3 separate regions of the Mus musculus genome follow, and all the other regions are linked to region 1. A link is a loop called in an ENCODE intact Hi-C map of the cell type or tissue named here. Cell type or tissue: left cerebral cortex. All regions are shown on one strand.

Region 1 (5,000 bases):
TGATCTGGTGTCTATATTTTGATGTCTGAGACCTACCTAGGAGTCCCCTGGTGGCTGAGCTTCCTCAGTGGTACCCATGGATCGGTTTCCCTGCTTCTCTGAGTTTTTCAGAGATTGGTTGTTGAACAACAAGAAGCCGGCGTTCAACACCTTAGTCTCTATGCTCTGAGGTTCATCTGAGCCTCTGTGGATGAGGGGCTCAACTAGCTAACCAATGTTGGTCCTAAAGGGGAGAGGGATCCATATTGGTGAATTTCCTGAATGCCTCAGTTAGCCTGTTGAGAAACAGAGCAGTAATTCCTTCCACAGGTAATCGTTGGTCGTCTCATAGTTAACACGTGTCTTACTAAATTTTTCATCCCTGCAATGAGACCCCATTATTGTCCTGAGTATGAGCTCCCAATGGCGTGCTCTAATCTTAAAAAGTGAATTCTGATCTACAAGAGTTGCGATCCTGGCAGTCGATAGTCTTCTGAGTAAATGGTTTATCTGCATGACATCCAGCTTCCTGCCAAATGAAGGTCCAGCAAAAAGTTGAGATAAGTACAGGTCCTGTGTAAGATTATCTGCTAGAGTTAAGATCCGAGAGTTACTAGTAAATCAGGACAGGTCCCGTGCTTCAGAAGGGGCTGCAGTGAAGTATACTGCTCCAGGTGATCAGCTGTGTACAAGGAAGACTCCTCTCCTAACTGGAGCTCTCTCCCTGATATATTGCAAGCAAGAAGTTAGGGGACTGGAAGAGGATGCAGATTCTCAAAGAGCAGCTTTAACTTTCAAATGCTAACACCTCAAACAGTCTCGTTACTGCTTACTTTATTTTTTTTTTCATTAATTTATTTTTTCACTTTACATCTGGATTACAACCTCTCCTCCTTCCTCTCCTTCCACTCCCACCCTAACAACCCTCCTCCCCCCATTGCCTCTCCCCTTTCTCCTCAGAGAAGGGGAAGCCCCCTGTGGGCACCAACCCACCCTGGCACATCTTGTCTCAGCAGGACTAAGCGCGTCTTCTTCCACTGAGGCCAGACAAGGCAGCCCAGCTAGGGGAAAGGGATCCAAAGGCAGGCAACAGCATCAGAGACAGCCCCCTACCCTTAAATTGTTAGGGGACCCACATGAAGACCAAGCTGCATGTTTGTTACACATGTGTAGGGGGCCTAGATCCGGCCCTTGCATGCTCCTTGGTTGGTGGTTCAGTCTCTGTGAGCCACCATGGGCCCAGGCTAGTTGACTCTGTAGGTCTTCTTGTAATATTTACTTTAAATGAGCAGTAACAGCAACTTGGGCCTCTACACCTGCACACTATAGGAGATTCGAAATAGAGGCCTTGCCTTTTCCTACCCCTGGTTCTGCCTTCCTGTGTCAGCAGAGTCTGCTGATAGGTGTCAATCACTTGAAACTTCCTGCAAGTGTGTTCTCCCTAGCGGCTTCTGGGCTCTGCAGGTCAGGAGCTTGTGGGAGTAGAGCTCCAGGCCCGTTTCTGAGAATCGCGTTGCACGTCTAACCACCCCAGCACCCTCACTACACTGGCACTTTAACAGATATGTTAAATGTCTGCAGCCAGTCCTCAGATTGCCTTTCTAGTATCTCCATCAACTTTGTTTACCTGGGGTTTTGTGTACAAGTACCAAGGCAAAACTGAAGCGTTCCTGGAACTCTCAGCAGTTTTGTGGTGGATGCCCATTCCAGAGCTCTCTAGAACATCATGAGCAAAAACAGCAGATGTGTGTTCTCTTTGAGGACGGCCATCTGGCTCTTCCATCCTCCTTTCATGCTCAGTTACTGTAGTGCCAGCACAGCACAGAGCAGATATCTGTTACTGTTACTTAGCACTGGAGACAGGCTGGTCTTCAAGTGACTCTTCCTGAACTGTAACCGTCCTAGGTAATGACAAAACTATGGATTTGGGGCTAATTTTTTTAGATGAAAGTCATGATAATTCTTCCAAATAAGATAAAAAAAAAGTACGGAAACTTGTTATAGTTAAACCCTTAATTTTCTTAAAAGTAGGTTCTGTGAGCAATGACATGTTATATGATTATTCATGTTTGAAAGAAAAAAAAATCTTCTAAGTGGAATCATCAGGCAGCAGCAAGTAGAAGATTCAGCCACAAAAGATAGCTGTTTATATTATTTCATCCAAGATAAACTTCACTAGTTAAACCCCAGAGCAGTGTCTCATTTTTATGAGAAAAAGATGTAATTCATGTATTTTCCATTATCTATTTTGGTTCTTATGAAAAGAAAATAGAAACACGGCCTGATGAGGTGATGGTAATGCTTAAATCCACACCCAGCCCGGACTTTTCTCCCCACAGGATTCGGTCTGCCGAGTGGCTAACACTTGCTGCTATTAATAACTCTGAGCAAAATGATGCCTTTGTCTGAAGACATTAGCAGGGTTGTAGTCGGGTTCCAGAGGACTTGGGGGGTGGTGGCTGGGAGGAGGCTGCTTGTCCAGGGCACTAACCTAAAGGGTTGCTAAATTTGTTAAGGCAGAAGGCACCCAGCCAGGCATCGCTGAACCACAAATACAGCCACTAATCTAGATGTCCACGTTGCTGGGAATAAGGCCCCACGCCACGCAGAGTTTCTCCATTTATATGTTTCAATGAAGGTGGTGGCAAAACTTAACTATGCAGACTTGCTCTGTGTATGTGTCCATGACTAATTTAGTCATGCTATGAAGATACCAAGATAGTTTAAACAAACCAGGAGAATAGTACCATTTACACGCACTCTGCACCCCTCAACTCACCCTCCATGATAGAAAAAAAATGCTATGTGCATGTAGTTCCTATTTGAAGGTAGTGCGGTGTTAAACACCTGGAGCTAAAATAAAGTGATTAAAAAGTTGGAGGTCCTTCTTCAGTCCAGCCCAAACCAACCCGAACGTCTAAATTCTCCCCAGCCGAGCTGGCAAGCAGTGAGAGTAAAAGAAACAAACGGAGCTATAGGCTACAGCACCCTCAAGCTTTAACTGAACCCCAGAAGCTCCCAGAGTGCTTTTGAAGACAGCTATGAGCCCTCATTCCCATAGGCCGACTCTGTGGGTCAGGGCTCTCCGTCCTAGCTCCAGCGCCTGCTGCTGCTCCTGCGTCCGGTTCCACATACTGAGAACGAGGCCGTGAAAGGAATCCAGGGTTCTTTCCGTACCTGCCAAGGTATTCTCAGGCCTAGGAAACGGTCTGAGTTCTTACTGGGATTTGGAGAAGGGGATCCGAGTTAGTGCCAAGGGACTGGGGCACAGGAAGGAGGTCGCAGGGGAAAAGTTTAGGTAAGGTGTGATGGCATGAAGGAAAAAGGAGATCCGAGCTTTAAAAGTCCAAGCTGGCAGAGACGTTTTCTGGGAAAACCTTAGATGGGCTAAGGAAATCTCTAACAGCCTTGAAGACGTTAAAAAGGGGTGAGGCAGAAGGCACATAAGCAGATGAATGTGCCTTGCTGCCCAGCCTGCTCATTCGAGTGTGATCCCTGGGACCCTCACAGTAGAAGATGAAAACCCATTCCCCCTAGTTGGTGTCTATCTTCCAGGAACAATGGTCATGCCGGAATTCGGGTCTGACAAATATCACATAAAACAGAGACACAGATTCTGGTATTGGGAGATACTTTCAGCCTAGGTTTTTTAGAAATAGAACTGTCTTGTCTTTGACTAAGATTTTAATTAGGTAAAACTAGAGAGTTGTTTTGGGAAGTTTGGGAAGGGGCCAAAAGATTTTAAAATAGCATGAGGAGTCAGGAGGACCTTTTCTTCAAGGAAGGAACATACAAAACAAATATTACACACAGATCAATTTGGGCAAACAAGAAATTTTGGCAACATTAGCAAAAGACCTTTGGACTCAGGACAGCAGTTCTCAACCTAGTGGTTGAATGACCCTTCACATGGGTCACCAAAGACCACTGGAAAACACAGTTATTTACCTTACAATTTGTTATGGATTTGGTTTATTGTTTGTATTATATTAATTGGGTTCCCAAAATTACACAGGAATTCGCATGTCTATATATAAGACACCGATGGTCCCTACCCCAGTTGGTTTTGATTGGTAAACAAAATTGTTGGTGGCCAATGGCTGGGCAGGGAGACAGAGTCAGGACTTTAGGTTTTGTAGGGCAAGGGGACCAAGAGAAGAAGGAGAAGGACAGAACCACTATGTGGGAGCTGGGGAGGGGAGAGCTGGAGTGCAGGACAGAGAGACAGCCAACTTGTAAGAGCCTGGGAAGAGCAGCCCCAGGGGGTCCCCAGTTGGGTCTAGGACAACAAAGATAGAATGTAGATTTTAGCAAGTAATAACTCAGGAGTATTGGAGGGGGTGTGTTAGCAACATGGAAGTTTAGGAGTGGCCCAGCCACTGAGCTGATTAAGGCATGTTAAATATAAGGCTACATATGTGTGTCTTTCATTCAAGGATTCAGAACATTGGGCAGGTAGTGAGGAACTTGTGCCCCAGCACCACAGGGGAGATTAGAGTTTTAGATCCTAGACCCAACAATTCATAGCAGCAGCAAACTTACAGTTACCAAGTAACAACGAAAATAATTTTAAGGCTGGGGTCACCACAACATGAGGAACTGTAGTAAATGGTCACAGCATTAGGAAGGTTGAGAACCACTGACTTAGAGATTGTTTCGTTTTGTTTTTGTGTGTTTTGTTTTGTTTTGAGGAAAATATGACTTTTCCTTCATTTTTGGGTGGTGTAGAGATGCTTACATTCATCAAAGGACATAGAGAATATAGACAAAATTTAGTTTGCAATTTTAGATTATGAGTTTCCATTTATTTTAATAATCTTTATCAATTTTGATGCCAGTAAATCAGTCATGTATTTATGTGAGAGCGACATTTAATCTCATTCTTCGCCCTATTTCTACTCCAACCTCAGAAGTAATCTGTTTTATTTCTAATGTGCAAAGTTCTTCCAAAGGAGAATTCATAAGGGAACAAAGACAACAATTTAAAACTACTAGAATGTAATCGAAATTATAAAATTAGG
Region 2 (5,000 bases), 100 kb before region 1:
CAGCAAAATGTTGGGTCCTGTTTGTGTAGCCAGTCTGTTAGTCTTTTTATTGGGGAATTGTGTCCATTGATATTAAGAGATATTAAGGAAAAGTAATTGTTGCTTCCTATTATTTTTGTTGTTAGAGTTGGCATTCTGTTCTTGTGGCTGTCTTCTTTTAGGTTTGTTGAAGGATTACATTCTTGCTTTTTCTATAATGTGGTTTCTGTCCTTGTATTGTTATTTTTTCTTCCTGTTATTATCCTTTGAAGGGCTGGATTTATGGAAAAATAATGTGTGAATTTGGTTTTGTCGTGAAATAATTTGATTTCTCCATCTATGGTAATTGAAAGTTTGGCTGGGTATAGTAGCCTGGGTTGGCATTTGTGTTCTCTTAGGGTCTGTATAACATCTGTCCAGGATCTTCTGGCTTGTTGTACCCATGTTCTCTATGGAATCTTCTGCACCTGAGATTCTCTCTTCCATCTCTTGTATTCTGTTGCTGATGCTCACATCTATGGTTCCAGATTTCTTTCCTAGGGTTTCTATCTCCAGCGTTGCCTCACTTTGGGTTTTCTTTATTGTGTCTACTTCCGTTTTTAGGTCTAGTATGGCTTTGTTCATTTCCATCACCTGTTTGGATGTGTTTTCCTGTTTTTCTTTAAGGACTTCTACCTGTTTGGTTGTGTTTTCCTGTTTTTCTTTAAGGACTTGTAACTCTTTAGCAGTGTTCTCCTGTATTTCTTTATGTGTGTTATTAAAGTCCTTTTTGATGTCCTCTACCATCATCATGAGATATGCTTTTAAATCTGGGTCTAGCTTTTTGGGTGTGTTGGGGTATCCAGGTCTGGCTGAGGTGGTAGTGCTGGGTTCTGATGATGGTGAGTGGTCTTGGTTTCTGTTAGTAATATTCTTATGTTTTCCTTTCACCATCTGGTAATCTCTGGAGTTAGTTGTTATAGTTGTCTCTGGTTAGAGATGGTTCCTCTCATGATTCTGTTAGCCTCTATCAGCAGACCTGGGAGACTAACTCTCTCCTGAGATTCAGTGGTCAGAGCACTTTCTGCAGGAAAGCTCTCCTCTTGCAGGTAAGGTGCACAGATATATGGCATTCGGACCTGCCTCCTGGCAGAAGATGAAGGCCCAAAACAGGGCCTGTCTCAGAAGCTGTTAGCTTCTGTAGTCCACACTCTCACCTGCACAGACTGGTCTCAGAGGGATCCAGGAACCAAAATTGCTCCCCCAGGTGCTGCAGCAAAGCCCTCCCGGGTGGGGCAGACACCTCTCCTCTGGCAGGGAAGGTACCCAGATGTCTGGAGCCAGAAACAGGGTCTGCCTTGGAAGCTGTCCTCTAGGGGCCTTAGGGGTGTCCGCTGAGTCCGCGCCCAAGGTGTCCAGGTGCTGGCGCTGACCGGAAGGGATTTGTGACCCTGGTCAGGCTGGGTTTTCTGCTTCCCTAATGCTGTCTTAGGTCCCGTGCAATTGGACTGGAACAGAAGTTGTGTTCCACTCACCAGAGGTCCTAAGATCTCGAGGAGAGTCCCCTAGGGACCTTGGGGGCGTCCGCTGACTCCGTGCCCAGGTAACCCAGTGCTGGTGCCGACCGGAAGGGGGACAATTTTCTTTTGCTTCTCAGAAATTGTCTTCAAGGAATTGTATCATCCTTTTAGCAATATCGTCTCACATTTTCCACTCATGGGGATGTGGCATGTTCATGTCTAGCTCTGATCTGAAAATTCTACATTATCTCAATTGAGAAAAGAATGGTTGCCTTAATTTTAACACATCTACAAGGCTGAAATTAATTTTAAGACTACGCTGTAGCATATATACGTTATAAATATATATATTCTACACTTAATGCACAAGATATAGAACTTAGACCTTCAAGTGTCACTGTGACATTCAAAATAATTATGACAGTTGTTCCTTGGAAGCCTTGTCCTTTTCTCTATGTTGACCCCTGCCCATGCGATGGAATGTTTTCTTATATTCTGGACATCAAACTCCTGATCATATCTAGATATTGAGTTCAAGTATCAATAACCTTTTTCCTTAATGCACTATCTTCTGTTTCTTTTCCACCTTGCAACTGCCTTCATAGTAACACTTAATGAATTACAATGTGGTTGATACATCCCATTGTCTCATTATGGGAATCTCTTGAGGTCAGGGTTTGTTTAGTTCACTCATCTCTGTGGCCAGATCTCCTACCCAGAAACTCATGGCTCAGACACTGTGGCGTGAAACTTGTGGCTGGAAGGACACTACAGATCTCCTTGGGTAGAGCTGCCCTTCACTTCTCTTCATGTGGTAAAGAGGTAATTGGTTATATTTCTCTTGGTTCTGGTGGGATGCTGAGAATCATGAGTTACAGGAGATGAGGGGATTTCCAGTGACTGGAATACTGATATCTCAATGATGACAGAAAGAAGTGGTTTCTTCTATTTCTTACAGCAAAATAATTTGCCTAGCTGGGATTGGAGAAAGAGGCAGAATCTGTGTATGTTGTGTAGGATTACTGATGGGAGCATCAACAAGATGCTGGAAAGATTTTCCTACTTGTAGAAAAAAAATTCTTTAAATTTGGAAATGCAAAGTACTGAAGAGAAAAAAGGAATCACATAAGCAGTGTTGGAGGGAATTGCCCTTGAGTAGATGATCTTTCTATTCTGGTGACTCACCTCTAACAAGAGCCAGTACTTCATAAAAAGCACTGGAGCTCTGTGCCACTTAACTGTAATCTTACTCCTCTGCTGAAATTCCTCCTGCACTCAGGCTAGCCTGGTGATCTGATGCCACCGGGTGCAAGGGATTAATAAGCCTTGACATTTTATCCTATCAGTGTAATACCCCAGCTCTTCTCAAGACTGCACCGGCCGCTGCTTTGGCAGCTGATCACAGAGGGAGAACCGTGGCAGCTCATAGGCTTTCAAGACTGCAGAGCCACCTTGGAGAACGGTTGCCCTGGCTGCTGCAGGTCACAGCACCCAGAAGTGAGTGACTAGAAGAGGCATCTGAAGGCCTCTGGAGCCTGGAGCAAGCTCTGCTATCTCTGTCATAGGTCCAGCTGCTGCTAATAAGTGAACTGGTGTCACTTCTCCATTCTGAAGGAGAAAGCAGAGCCGATCTAGATTCTCCTCAGCTGTGAACCATATTTTTTTTTCTCTGTTGTGACACTCTATATAGAGCTCAACCACTTGTTTTGAGAGTTCTGAGAGCCCTGGAAGAAGCACCCAGGTACAGGTGACAGGCAAAAGGACTCTGACAACCAGTGAGATCAGATTCCTAGTTCGGATCATCACATGTGGTCTTGGATCATCACCCTTTACAAGCTCAGACTTTAAACTTATTTTAAATTACCTCTCTCTCTCTCTCTCTCTCTCTCTCTCTCTCTCTCTCTCTCTCTCTCTCTCTCTCTCTCTCTCTCTGTGTGTGTGTGTGTGTGTGTGTGTGTGTACACCATAGCATATATATGGGGTCATACAAGACTACTTGTGGGAGCTGGTACTCTCCTTCTATCATCTTGGTCCCAGGGATTAGATTTAGGTCATTGACTTAGGGTTTTTATCATTGCAATGCAACACCATGACCGAAAGCAGGTAGAGGAGGAAAAAGTTTATTTGGCTTACACATCTTTACTGAAGTCCATCACTGAGGAAAAGCTGGACAGAAACTGGAGCAGAGCTTGGAACCTGGAGGCAAGAGCCTCCATGCAGAGATCAGGGAAGCATGCTGCTTACTGGCTTGCTCCCATGGCTTTTGCAGCCTGATTTCCTGTAGAACCCAGGACCACCAGCCCAGGGGTAGAACCATCCACAATGGACTGGGCCCTTCCCTGTCAATCACTAATTAAGAAAATGACCTGCCTTTTTTTTTAAGTTATGAAGGTATTTTCTCAATTGAGATTCCCTTCTTTAAGTTGACTCTAGCTGATGTCAAGTTGACACAGAACAAGCCTTGACAGTCACGCTCAGAAATAAATACCCTGACCCATCTGTCCCAGACCCCCTTCTTTAGAGAAGAGAGGAGACAAGCAGCAAAAAAAAAAAAAAGCCCTCTATAAAAGTACACAAGTAAAAAGGCTGATTGTTTGCTGGATTACATTTTTAATAGTTCCTGCAACATATATACATATGCACATGTATATATACATTATAATATAACTATATATAACTATATGTATATATGTATGTATATATAAATTGTTACTATGCATTTTATTTTCACAGTCCTGGGGACTGAACCCATGACCTGCACATGGAAGATAAAGACTCTACTACTGAGCTACATCCTCAGATCTTTAAACTAATTTATTTCATGACAAATGACTAGTTAAGTTCCCATTTACAAGCAACGTTAAGAGCTAAGGTAAGCATCAGTTTCCAGCTTTATTTGTATGCTTCTGGGCAGCAGTTAAATTAATCTGTCCAGAGATGGATAATCTGTCAAAACTCCAGCTACTTTACCTCTTGCTTTCCTTCCTGTCACAAATAACTGTAGTGTTGAGTTTGGGCTACACCACCTTGGTTCCCAGTGGGTCGCACACACACACACTCCCAGGAGCTATCTGTATCTGCGAATTGGAAGATACGCATGTCAGTTAATTTTAAAATATCTTGGCTATCTCAAAGGCTGGGACTTCTAATCCTCTGCCTGCTACCCTAGGCTCAATTGGGGAAGTGGCCAGTGGGCACTTACCCAGAATCTCAAATGGCTGGTTGGCTTTATCTCCCGCAGCTATGTCCATCTGTCTCCACCTGGTTAGTCCCCAATCCCTGACCCACTCCATGGCAATTCTTTGTCTCCTCCTCCATTCTGTATCCTAGCCTGAGCAAATCTAAGGTTCCCACCTTGTCTTCCCTTGCACAGTCATTAGCCACTGGCATCTTTATTGACGATCAAACACCAACTGGGGACAAGGACTTTCAACATCTGTACACACAGATCCCAATTAGGGAACCAATTCAATTCAAAACATTAGAACCAATCCCCAATATATAAGTTGGAAAATCTAGAAA
Region 3 (5,000 bases), 61 kb before region 1:
CCATGTGGTTGCTGGGAATTGAAATTGAACTCTGGACCTCTGGAAGAGCAGTCAGTCAGTACTTTTAACTGCTGAGCTGTGTCTCCAGCCCCCTAAAAATTTTTTTCTTTTAAGTAGATAAAAACACTAATTTTTAAAATTGTTTAGCGTTACTTAAATTATTGACAAAACATTACATTACAACTTGGAAGAGGAGTGGGAAGTTATTGAGTCCTATGAGGTACGGGAGGCACGGATGCGTCTCAGAGGTCCAGGTGACCTCACGGTTGAAAACTCCCAAGGAGTGTGCCTAGCACAGTCCTTAGAGATTCCAGAATCAGATCTCCACAAAAGTTTTGTTTTGTCTTAAAGTGATGTACTGGTACATCGATAATTTGCATGCGACACACTGACAATTTTTTTTTAAACACCAAATATATTGCATGCAACTTTGACTTGTGTCCTTAGTTCTGCAGTATGAATTCCTATGTCCATCAAATATCAAAGCAACAACAACAAACCCACACTCAGTTCTCCAGGCCCCCCACCTGCCCCTTTTAAATGGCTTGAAAATAGATATAATTAAGTGGTGGGCTAATGAGATGGCTTAGTGGGTAATGCTGCTTGCTGCAAAGCTGGGTGACCGGATTGGTAGCCAGGTTCCATATGTGACTGCTGACTTCTGTTAGTTGTCCTCTGGCCTCCACATACATGCTATGGCATGGTTGAGCACGCACACTAAATTAAAAGTATAAAAATGTTTCAGAAGATGTGAGGGAATGTCTATAGTAAGCAACTGTCTTGTTTGTAGTTCTGATAACAGTTTTAATTTTAAACGTGTGTGTGTTTGTGTGTGTGTGCATGTGCATGTATATGTGTGTGTGCGTGTGCGTGTATATGTGTGTGTGCGTGTGCGTGTGTTGGGCCCTCAGAGTCCAGAAGAATAATCAGATCCCTTGGAGCTGGAGTTAAAAGTTGTTGATGTAGGTGCTAGGAACCAAACTCTGGTCCTCTGGAAGAACAGCAAGTGTTCTTAACTGCTGAGCCATTTCTCTGGTCCTCCATGTTTATAGAAAGATTACTGTCAGTTAAAGTACATTTAAATAACACTATATAAAATAAAAATGTAAGCAAAACAGATTATGAATGCTCTGATTTCTCTAAAATACCAACCTGGTTTCAGTTTTCTTGAAATGTTCCGAATTTTGGGTTTGTTGAAGGTACTTATTTTAGGGATACAGCTCACCTGTTAGTAGAAAATGCACATTTTTTTGAACTTGTGTTTTCTTTGTTATCACAAATTTTTGAGAATTAAGTCTCCTCTCAAGTGGTTTATCTCCTTAAGATATTTGGACTTCCATTTCCACCAGCCAGTTTTCCCACTGCTTCTTCAAAAGGAGCAGATAGACTGTCTTCTTCTGAAAGTTGTATAAGCCATTTAGGAAAGCAGAAAGAACAAAAAATATAAAAGATAATTAACATACTGGCAGATGCCGAAGAATATTGTGCACACATGACAGATGTTTATGAGAAACAATAGAGAGAAGGCACAGGAGCAGACAGACAGGTGCACACATCCTCTTCTGGGAGGAATGCGAATCCATCTCTGGTTTTAGTAAAAACTAATTTGGATTAAAGGAAAGTTGCAAGTCCCAGTTGTGATGGTGCCCACATTAGATCCTAGCACTAGGGAGGCAGAAGCAGGCAGATCTCTGTGAGTTTCAGGCTACCTGGGTCTATATACTGAGTTCCAGGACAGCCAGGGCTATATAGTGAGATGCTATTTCAAAAACAAAAAGAAAAACAAAACTAAGCAAAACAACAGAGAGGGGGAAGTTGGGAGGTTGGTGGAAGGGGAGAGCTTGTGAGAGGATTTGGTGGTAAGTGGGTATCTATCTCTGAAGCAAAGTTCATTCATACCTGTGGCAATGCGACCATCAAACACTCTACTCCTTTCTTCCTAAAAAATGTGAGATGAACACAAAATATGTTTAACAACCTCTTGAGTTCATCGTTCACCTTCGAATTTTTTACAGATCCCTATTTCTTTTACCTAATAAAGCTTCTAAATATTCTTTTAGTGACTGTTTATAAATCTCCCTTTCAGTATTTGTGTTTGTGTGTTTGTGTGCATGTGTGTGTGTGTGCTTTGCCATTTTTCATTGAATTAATTTATATAATGTTTGGCTTTCTTTTCTTATATGACACCAAATAATTGTACATCAGCCAGAGTTTATTTATTAATTAAATGGCTCCCTAGCCACCATCTGTTGTTGATTTCCTATGAAGTAGACACACTTCCTTCCGAAAACATTGAAGTCACAAACCGCTGGTAATGATCATTTTAGAGATAAAAATTCCATAAACTCAAGTCAGCCACTGACATTCCCTAAGTGCCATTGAGCCAGCGCAGGGGATTAAAGCCGTATCCTACTGTGTGCTCTGGGAAGTAGAGACAGACTTTATCTGCCTAGTATTGACAGCAGGGGGGTGGGCGGTGCGGAAGGCTGGGTAAATCAGGGCTGCTCTAGTGACGTCCGGCTTTGTTGTAGGTTTTGCCTCTGTGCTCCCGCTGTCTTCTGACACTGCAATCCCTCTGCTCAATGGTTTTCCTCTGAAGGGGCTCAGTGGTTGGGCCTCGGCAGGACTTCCCACGTACAATGCTCTTAAAGCCAGGGGGCAGCCGGGGTGGAAACAGGAGACTTCTGGGAGGCGTAGCCTGGGAGGGATCTGTTTTCTATTTTCTCCTCTGTATTGAACTCATCTGGATGGGAACCGTTCTCCTGTTTACTATTATCATTACCTGTGTGGGGTATTTTGCTTGCACGTTTATTTCCCCTGTTAGAAGAAACCGCCCGTGGGAAGAGTTAGATAATAAATGCAATTTTCAGTAAGAACACTCTGGGGGTGGGGGGCGGAATCCAAGTGCTTTAAAGTGGGCTCCACGCTTCGGTTTTAAAAAAGAAAAACTCAAAAGTTCGAATTCTACAGGGCAAAGAAAAACCCGGAAGGAAGCAGGGAGGGAGGGAGGAAGGGAAGGAAAGAAAAAAAAAGAAGGAGGGAAGGGAGGAATCACACCATTTCCACGTTTCTGTGGGTCTATTTGTTCTCTTGCGATTTCTTTCCCTTTGTGAGGGTCAATTTCTCCACGGTTATTCCAATCACAGACCCCCCGAAGTCATTAGTCCTGCCATTGCTCTTAGGAGGCTGCTATCTCTGCGACATGACATTTAAAGTGACTTTGCTCGCGCCTTCCTGTCTGACTTTCTGCAGGCGGAGGTGCGCTCGGGTTTGCTGTGAGGAAAGAGCTGCGGGCAACGAGGGACGGTGTGGGCTCGCGGGGCGGGATACAGGGGTGCGCATCTCTGTGGTGCGTTGAGACCGTTTCTCCCGTGGGGACCAAGGGTTCGTCTATGGATCCAGAGCCGGGGGTGGAGTGGGGAAAGGTGTGCGGCTCCTGTCGGGAGCTGCCTGGGGCTACAGCATCACAGATAGACAGGGTCTCACACTCCAGTCCCCTGAAAACTCAAAGCCTTCTCGGAAGGAGGAGCCGGAGGGCAGGGGACCGCGGGGCGGAGCTCTTGTCGGCCGAGGTGGGAAGGCGCAGCTGCGAGCCAAGGCGCTGACCTCCTCTGAGCTCCTCTGGCCGCTCGCAGGATCTTCCCGACCCTGCAGGACTTGGCAAACTCCCACCTCCGCTCCCATTAGTCCTCCCACCCCCACCAAATCTCCTCCCTCGGAGGTCCCCTATCCATCTCACTTTGCAGAATTTATCGCTTCTTCCAACACCTTTTTGCAACACCCCAGAACTCCGAGTCCCTTAACTGAATTTGACTTTTGTTTTTATTTCTCTCTGGCTTCCTCTTCTGCCCCCTCATCTGATTGATGTGCTAAGGCTGATGTCTCTGCCAGAGCGAGAGGAATAAATAGATGCTGCCTCGCCTAGAGGCTTAGACGCTTGGGAAGAGCAGCCGGCGCAGCGAGGCACCGGGCTCCGCCAAGCTAGTGGACCGGACCTGGGAGCACTTGGATCCAAGAGAACTGTGATTGTCCCAGGGGTGGGGGCAGCTCCCCAGGTCGTTGGGATCACCCCTCGGAACCGCAGGGGGAGACTTCGGAACGAAAGTGTCTCCCGCGTCCGTCGCTCGGCTGCGCCCTGCCCCATCCTGCTGGGACCATGGTCTGCTGCGGCCCGGGACGGATGCTGCTAGGATGGGCCGGGTTGCTAGTCCTGGCTGCTCTCTGCCTGCTCCAGGTGCCCGGAGCTCAGGCTGCAGCCTGTGAGCCTGTCCGCATCCCGCTGTGCAAGTCCCTTCCCTGGAACATGACCAAGATGCCCAACCACCTGCACCACAGCACCCAGGCTAACGCCATCCTGGCCATGGAACAGTTCGAAGGGCTGCTGGGCACCCACTGCAGCCCGGATCTTCTCTTCTTCCTCTGTGCAATGTACGCACCCATTTGCACCATCGACTTCCAGCACGAGCCCATCAAGCCCTGCAAGTCTGTGTGTGAGCGCGCCCGACAGGGCTGCGAGCCCATTCTCATCAAGTACCGCCACTCGTGGCCGGAAAGCTTGGCCTGCGACGAGCTGCCGGTGTACGACCGCGGCGTGTGCATCTCTCCTGAGGCCATCGTCACCGCGGACGGAGCGGGTGAGTCCTGAACTTTGCCCGACCTCTGAGAAGTTAGTTATTTGTCTTTATCGGCTAGCTTGCTTTCTGCGCTGAGCCCTTACCTTTCCCCTTAAGCACACTCCTCTACTGAATCCTATTCTTTTACTTAAAAGCAAAACAAAACAAAACAAAATTCACTTTTATCATTCTCCCAGACAAACGCAGTCTCTTCCAACAAGTGATCTGAGCGATCCATCCGTTCCCTACACTTCACACCCAACCTCCAAAGCGCCCCTTCCCTTCCCACTCTTTGCGTGTGGGGCTTAGCTGCTTTACTCTTAACGACATTGGAGTTTCTTCTGTTTCTTGGTGCATTCTTTTGCAATCTCGATCGTTAGTGTTTTC

What was found. A loop is a pair of places that touch in the nucleus more often than their neighbours do. Peaks named below come from ENCODE experiments on the same cell type or tissue, not always from the same donor. Only the 100,000 strongest peaks of a DNase experiment are listed, where the experiment ranks them.
Region 2: a loop joins it to region 1, with 1.9 times the contacts of the local background. A loop is called at or near these places in 3 of 42 quality-filtered maps.
Region 3: it touches region 1 in a loop (5-fold over the local background); 4 of 42 quality-filtered maps call a loop at or near these places.

Annotation. Positions count from the first base shown.
Region 1 is chr2:80,385,292-80,390,291 of GRCm38, reverse strand. No RefSeq gene overlaps it. Among named protein-coding and RNA genes, the nearest start is that of Gm13752, 3.6 kb to the left of the region's middle. In left cerebral cortex, no CTCF peak of the experiment used is centred here; DNase peaks (open chromatin) are centred at 1,739 and 2,410.
Region 2 is chr2:80,484,872-80,489,871 of GRCm38, reverse strand. No RefSeq gene overlaps it. Among named protein-coding and RNA genes, the nearest start is that of Frzb, 40 kb to the right of the region's middle. In left cerebral cortex, no CTCF peak of the experiment used is centred here; no DNase peak of the experiment used is centred here.
Region 3 is chr2:80,445,997-80,450,996 of GRCm38, reverse strand. Frzb (frizzled-related protein) reads left to right here and starts at 3,601. Exons shown (of 6, transcript NM_011356.4): 1 at 3,601-4,634. The coding sequence starts at 4,157. In left cerebral cortex, a CTCF peak has its summit at 2,645; DNase peaks (open chromatin) are centred at 3,498, 3,967, 4,366, 4,937 and 2 more places; H3K4me3 peaks cover 2,512 bases; H3K27ac peaks cover 1,195 bases.